Regions from separate parts of the Homo sapiens genome. Here region 2 is linked to region 1. Evidence: chromatin contacts called from ENCODE Hi-C data. All regions are on one chromosome and are shown on one strand. The core of a region is the stretch at or near the end of the contact, and the rest is flanking DNA. Distances in the headings are between cores, read along the strand shown.

Evidence for each region. A loop is a pair of places that touch in the nucleus more often than their neighbours do. Pooled maps may share reads with other maps.
Region 2: a pooled map shows a loop between it and region 1 (7-fold over the local background). The contact joins two enhancer-like sites. A Hi-C loop is called at or near these places in 2 of 50 pooled maps.

Annotation. Positions count from the first base shown.
Region 1 is chr2:42,793,834-42,797,723 of GRCh38, forward strand. It overlaps the pseudogene FTOP1. Among named protein-coding and RNA genes, the nearest start is that of HAAO, 3.2 kb to the left of the region's middle. RefSeq lists enhancers at 1,695-1,744, 2,259-2,628. Within about 2 kb of position 2,203, at least 8 of the 41 ENCODE cell types and tissues checked have a DNase peak (open chromatin) inside an H3K27ac peak, as active enhancers do.
Region 2 is chr2:43,481,606-43,485,440 of GRCh38, forward strand. It overlaps THADA (THADA armadillo repeat containing), which reads right to left. Exons shown (of 38, transcript NM_022065.5): 26 at 3,629-3,720. Among named protein-coding and RNA genes, the nearest start is that of THADA, 110 kb to the right of the region's middle. Within about 2 kb of position 1,531, at least 11 of the 41 ENCODE cell types and tissues checked have a DNase peak (open chromatin) inside an H3K27ac peak, as active enhancers do.

The DNA of each region.
Region 1 (3,890 bases), core at 953-3,452:
TTCCTCTCTGACGCTCTTTTTTTTTTTTTCATTTTTCTCTCTCCTTTTTTTTAGTTATTTATCTAGCACAGTTTTAGCTGAGCACTTCTAGTGCAAAACTAGAATATCGTTTTGCACCCAAGTAACTCACACCACCTTCTTTATTTTTCTCATCTACAAGTAATCAGAGGAGACGTAAACAATGACACATGAAGCACTGAGGATCTGAGATGTGTTAAGTTTGCTTTGAGTGTTAGTTAAATGGAGGGATGGGTGAGTGGGTGGATGAAGGCATCAATGAATTCACACAAAAAGGAGAAAAAATTGATTTCAGCCCAACAGATGTTCCGTTACCATAGTGCAAAGGAAAGAATGATAGGTACTCTGTATTTTAACTGATGTGATCAAATAATGTGAATAATTAAGGCCACAAGTAGAATTTTGGGGGTCTGAAATATCCCGAGTAACCCTCTACACAAGCTAAATGACTGCTATGTTATCACTATCAAATATGCCCTCTGATTTGTGCTGTGTAGAGCAAATACCACGTCTGGTCTACTGAATTGGCAAGCCTCCTGGCTCAGGCACCACTGGACTCCAATGTTCAGAAAACGGACAGTTGCTATGTTGTGAGTATTCTGGCATTGTTGAGTTGGAACCATCTGGAATCCTTCTGGATACTGACTGTTGGGCCCCTTGTAGTTTCTGGAATTTACCCGCTTCTAGGAGCCACCTCTCTCCTCTGCACACAGGAGCTCATCTGCACTAAAGGATTAGAAGCAAATAGAATCTACCCCACGATCCAAGCTCAAAGGATCTGGCCTGCTTGCTGGTGTCTTCCCCTGGCCTCCGCTGGGTGGTGTTTGCCTGCCCAGGTCACTGAGACCAGCAGATCCTTCTAGGCTTTGCTGAACCTGGCTGGTAATAACTATCTGACCCTTCAATTCTTCCATACACTGAACTCGTTGCTCCAGTGAATCCCTTTCCCAGCCCACCTTGTTTTGTCTCTGCCTTTCTGTCTCTCCCACTTTCTCACCCTTTCATGTAATTCAGCAACTATTTTAAAACAAATAGCTTTATATGAACAAAAGGACTAGATCATGAACTACACTGGTTATTTGGAAGTCTAGGTTCTGGTCCTGCTACCCCTTTAACTTGAGTTATTTACAAGTCTGTTTAAAAGTTTCTAGACATACACTGGTTTGTTTTTTGTTTGGCTATCGTTTTGTTTTTCATTTCTAATTGTATTGCATTGTGGTGAGAGAAGATGGTCCGTGTTGTATTATTTTTGGGTGGGGAGATGTGTTAAGATTTCCTTTGCAGTTTAGCTTATGGTCAATTTTTGTGAATGTGTATACTCTGCTTAGAACGTAGTTCAGAATATTTCTATTAGGTCATGCTATTGTGTTAGTCAAATAGTCTTGATCTTTATTTTTTAAAGTGCTTAATATTTTATTTTCCAAGAGAGATATGTTAAAATCTAACACTGTGATTTTTGGGGTCAATTTTTCCTTTTTTTTTTTTTTTTTTTTTTTGAGACCGGTTCTCACTCTGTGCCTAGGCTGGAGTGCAGTGGTGCGATCTTAGCCTCAATCTCTCCGGGCTCATGTGATCCTCCTGCCTGTCCTCACTGTAGCTGGGACTACAGGCTCACACCACCACGCCTGGCTTTTTGTATTTTTTTTGTAGAGATGGGGTTTCCCCATGTTGTCCAGGCTGGTCTTGAACTCCTGGGCTCACAAAGTGCTGTAATCACAAAGTGCTGGGATTACAGCTGCGAGCCAGTGTGCCCAGCCTCTCCTTATTCTTTAACAGCTTTTGCTTTACATATTCTGAATGTATGTCATTAGACGAAAACATGCTCATGACTATTTTATCTTCTTCTTGTAGTGTTTCTTTTATCTCTAAGAAATATTTCCTCTTAGTTTCTTTTCACCTTGACTTCAACTTTGATATTAATATTCCTACACCCACTTTGTGCTAGTGTTTTCCAGATATGGTAAGTTGATCAAAAAGATGACACAATAACTCCTTCCCTTCCTGAATCCATACGCCTTGTGACTTTGCCTCTGTTCTAATAAGAGGTGAAGTCCATTTCCTTATTCGTTGAATCATGTTTGGCATTGTGACTTGTGAATACAGAAGGCAGCAGAACTAATGCTATGGGACATCTGAGTCTAGTCCTCACCAGGTCTCCCAGCTGCTGATCTCATCACCTGGAACGCTGCTCCCACCATGTGTAGAAGCCTGGGTTAGTGTCCTGGAGGATGAGAGACAATGTGGAGGGTGAGGCTGGCCAACAGCCTGCACCAGCTGTGTAAGACCATCTGAGATGACTGTAGCTGCATGAGTGAACCCAGGGGAGACATGCAGAGACTTGCCCAGCTGTCTTACTTGTTACTTTAAGCCATTCAGTTTTTTCTAAGATAAAAAAGGTTAGTTTATCTAGGCAGAAATAGTATGTAAATAATTATACAAGTAGTACATGGATATGACGAAAACCTTGAAGCTGATGTGCAAAGAGCTGAAATTTGGAAAATACTTAATGAGAGAATGGCCTAAAGAGCTATTCGGTACTCTGAATTCCCCAAAGGCAAGGACCAATATTTATCCACCTCCGATATCTCCTCCGGAACCTTACACAGTACTTGGAACACAGTGGACTCTCTACAAATACCAAATTGGGAATTAACTCTTATTATAAACACTGAGTGTCAGCCCTGGTTCTTCCGGGCTCCAAAACTAACATATGAGTAGATTTCTCCAGGTAGACAAGAGTGAGGTAAACCCCCAAGAATCAGGAACTAGAGCCAAGTAAAGAATAAGCCCCGAGAAGCTTTGAGTAAAAAAGGATACTGTTTGCACATTGCGTATTGGAAAACAAGTAGAAAGTCCAAAAACAAAATAAAAACTTACAGCAGGAAGAAAAAAAAAAAAAGCCCCACAAACTCTACAGCTTAAGTTAGCCTAACCACAGCTGAGATATTTCTTCCGAAAGAACTAAATGACAAGTTGAGAGAAAGGCCCCATTGTCAGGTCAGCTGTTCCTGAGAAGAACTAAATTCAAAACTAGACAAAACTCTCTCACTACTAAAAACGCATATAGACAGGGAAGCATTTTTTCAAGTTATACTAATAAGTTGACTTGGATGCTTTAATAGCTTTCATGAATAATTCTGAAAATTGTTTAGCATATTTGAGGAACTCCACAACTACTTAGAATAAAAAGAAAAGCAACTTTTTAAAATTTAGTAGTATCTCAAAAAAGAAAAACCTAGTTACATGTTCTTGTAAAGAAGTTTCACTATTAATATCAAATGCTCCAGAAGTTTACTTTATAAGACATATTCAAAATATATACCCAATAATCTAAATTTAGATGCTAGAGTAGCAATATAATTTTGGTTCTCCAAAGATTACCAAGCATGAAATAGCAGTCTCCTTGGGGTGTTGCCAAACCAGGTGTCTTTACATCCCATGAGATCTTAACACCAACATGCCAAGTATCAAGATCTCTGCCTTCAAGATGAGAGTCGTCCTCACTTTCCTCTTTGGGGCCTGTCCACCAGATTTTCAGCATGATGCCAGCGCACTGCCATTTTCCGCATGCCAAAATAAGGTTTCTCTTTCAGGTGTGGGATTTTCGGAGGATCCATGAATTCAGCAAAGTTACGTTGTATGCTGCTCTACTCTTTATGTCCAGTTCATCTTCTTGTCCATCACCGGATGACCCCATGCCAGCACTGGGGAAATCTGCAGCCAAACACACTGGCACAGCATCCTCATTAGCTTTCTCTTTGGCAGCAAGTTCTTCCAAAGCCTAGATTATTTCTATCTGCAGGTAGTCATTGACCTTGAGGAAGGTCTGACAAGCAGCAGCTATTTCAGCCTTGGTGTATTTTATTTTATTT
Region 2 (3,835 bases), core at 281-2,780, 690 kb after region 1:
GATTTTTATATGGTGTCTCCTATTTGTATCTGACTCACATGTAACAATTTTTGTCTTCCTAACTGAACTGTAAACTCCTTGAGTAAGATCCAAGTTTTATATTCTTCATGTACTCCCCTATTATGTTAATACTGAGTTCATGATAAGTGCTTTCAAATTCTCATTGGCTCACTGATTTAAGGTGGAGAGTGTGCAAAAGCTAGACAATGCTATACATTAAGAACCTGCATGAAGCTTTGGCAAAGCACACTCCAAGAAGTCAAAAATAAACCTTTTCTGATTGCTACATATTGACATGTATCATTTAGCTGGGACTCACAGCTGAAAGTTAATACACACAGGGGCTAAAAGGAAAGACCTAGAGCTAAGCGCCATATTAGTTTAGCTCCTGTCCTGTAAGAAATGAGGAGCTATGAAGCTGAGCTCACTCACATGGAGATGGAGGCTATTTTAGAAAACATGCATATTGCACAGGTTGCAGAGCTTTGCTGGTTCTGATTTTACATAAAATCAGTTCTTCATTCTGTCAGGCCAAGTCAGTCACGCAGCAATAAACAGAAAGGAAAAGAGCTTTAAAAGTTAAAATGTAATAATATTACTTTAAAAGCACAAGTGAAACTTCTGTTTTCTCATTCTTTAAAACCCAAAAAACACATCTAAAATAAGACTAATGGGTGCAAAAATTCAGTCATTACAGGTACCCTCTACACACTTACAAAGGATCCTCTGCTCCTTTCTTTATATATGAAACAGGAACTTCTTGTCTGTACTATGCGACAGGGACTGTTCTACGGCACTGGGAATACATCATTTTACCAAACTTACAATTCCAGTAACATTATGTAAAGCCTTACTTTAGTATTTTAAAAAAAGAAAAGACCTCAGGAATATTCCAAACCTTATTTTACAGAGAAGAAAACCAAAGCCCAGAGAGGTTGGCTATTTTGTCTCAGTTGATTATAGTGGTTATATTGTAACAAACGCAGGAGTAGAAACCAGATTTCTTATTTCTCCTCTAGTAACAAAATTTACTTATTCATTAGGCAATTATTCCTATATGCCTTCTATATGCCAGATACTATGCTAGACTCTAGGTACCCAAGAATGGTTAAGATACTGACCTTGTCCTCAAAAAGCACGGTCTTAAGAGCAAGACAATCAGATGAGTACAATCACAGAAGTGGTAACAGAAAGAAAAACCAAACTATATCTCTAATTGCCTAGGACTTCCAATATGTTAAAGAAAATGAACTTCTAATAGTTTGTTTTATCCTCACAATAGCCCTAGGAGTAGACAGCACAGATCTTATTATTCCTGGTATATAGATGGAGAAACTGAAGTGCAAAGTGGATAAGGGGGCCTATTAAGGTCATCTCCAGTGGCAGCAAAATGCCTAGAAACCAGGTTTGTTTACTCCAAGTCAGACCTTTATTTCCCATTAGATGGAAAAAGCAGATGTTCTTTTTATGTCCAGTTCCCTCTGACCAAGAACACACATTTCCAAATTGCGAGCAGGACAATCTGTGGTTGTGAAAGGAAACAACTGACTTGTGAGGTGTGTCACCGGCTGAGGTTAGTTATCCGGTGGATAAGTAACCAACCAAGATATCATTATTACTAGCCTTCTTAAAGTGCCCATTACGTACCCAGAACAGATGAAAAAGGTCCTTCCTTCAGAAAGTTAATATTGGAAGGAACAGGCATATAAACATTTAAACAAAAAGTGACATAATTAAACAAACTAAAACTAAAAGAACCATCACAAGCAACTGCAAATTTAAGACACTAAAGGTTTTGCAAAGCAAACCTAATGGGAGCTGCCAAGAAATATATCTTCATGGGTTAAACAGGGAACAGAAGCCTTGTACACATAATGGTCCATACCGATCTTCAGATTACTAAAATTAAAAGCTCTCACATTCTTCACAGTTAAAAACTTCTCATTCCTATTTCCTTTTTTCTAGAAATCTTATATATTTTGTAATCTTTCCTATCCAAGAGGAATAAATTTATAATGGAGGTTTCCATCATTGTAACTTTGGCAAAAAATTAAAATTGTATAGTATCACTGCCCTATTCTTCCTCCCTCAGATACAACCTAAATGAGGTTTTCTCATTTTCTGATCATTTTCTCCTATACATAGTAAAATGTATATATATTTATATATATATTCAAGAATCACTTCATAAAAAACAAAAAAAAATTTTCTTCAAGTTCAGTTTTAAACATTAATTTTACTTGTTTGATGACTTAATATCATATTTCATTTATACCAGTATTTATCAAGGCCTTATAACATGACCCAACTGTTTTAAACTGTAGCACACTGGAGAATTATTAACAAAATAGACAAAGCTAAGGAGAAACAAATATTAGTGATTTCAAGTTAGTGACAGGAAGAATTTCTTTAAGAACAGGCTAAAAAATAAAAATTATAATCATCCCTCCACAAGAGTAATGTTTTATTTATTTAAAAAATACTCAGTTAAAAAAAAAATTAAAAAGCTCTCTGGTATTGCCTGAACATGCTCAAGGGATTTATACTTACAGCCAGTTACCTTCCTTTTAAATATCTGGTGAATGTTACAGGGTGACAAGAAGCAATTTAAATGATAATTCGGAAATACCATAGTAGGTTTCATTAGAATTATCACTAGTACATCACAAAATGATTTCATATTTTTTTAATTCCTAAGATTTAGTTCCATCACACAAAAATGCATTTCAATAAACATTAGCTTAAAACTTAAATATGAAGCATAATGACTTTTTTAGGGAAGAAGGGAATAGGGCTTTGAATATAACTCTAGATCCTCAAGAGAAAGACCACTGGGCCAAACTGGATCCTAAATAAAGTTAAGGAAGTAATTAAATGTGCAGCAACAGTGACATCTAGTGTTAACAACTGCAAGTCAATTAGATTACCATTAAATCCTCTTAAGTGCTAAAAAACAACTATTCAAAGCTTTTCTTCTTTAAAAACAAACAGATCTTGTGCATTTTTATCTAAAAACTACCCAAAATCAAAATGGTTCCACAGGTTTCTTTTCAGGCATAACAAAAAAGCTGTTTTTTAAAGACAAAAACAAATTAGAGGTTAAACATAAAACTAAAGACCAAAAGTAAAAAGCACTGTTTATTTCTTGTGGTTAACACATATAGGTGCTCCTCTTAGTACAAGAGTTTAATGCAAAGGTAATGTGAGAGATGTTCTAATGAGAGGATCATAAACATTTAAACTTCCACCTATAAAATTAAAGATATTATACAAGCTAGGATAATATATACAAGTAAAGTTAAGACATTTCAGGACTACTTAAAGAAGATGCAATTAAAAAAAAAAAAACAAAAAAAACACTAGCTTTTGCATGGAGAAACAAGCTCTACATTTCACCCCTTGCTACCTTGCTAAATTTTTGTTGCTTTGAAAGGTCCACTTATTAAACAGTTGATATTTTTGCCCAAGGGTTTATAACTTGGCAGCATAGGTTAATTCATTACAGTATTTTTATAGTTTTATGCTCTAGATGAATCTATAACAGTAGGCACAATTTCAAAATTTGTTTTTGGCCAGGACAATATTGTATTTTTTAAAAAAAGTAAAGTTAGCCTTAAATGGAGCTTACCTATTTGTTTTGGAATGTTCATCCTTTGCCCTTTTAACTCCAAAAATTCTTGTGATCAAGGCACTAAAGAGAAGTGTGGATGAATTTCGCACCTAATGTACAAACGAAAACACAATAAGGCTTAAATATTCTTGGCATGAAACCAACGTTTACAATGTTCAAACTAGATAATTCAAAATCATTACCTAACTGGCTAGTGTGAGGCTA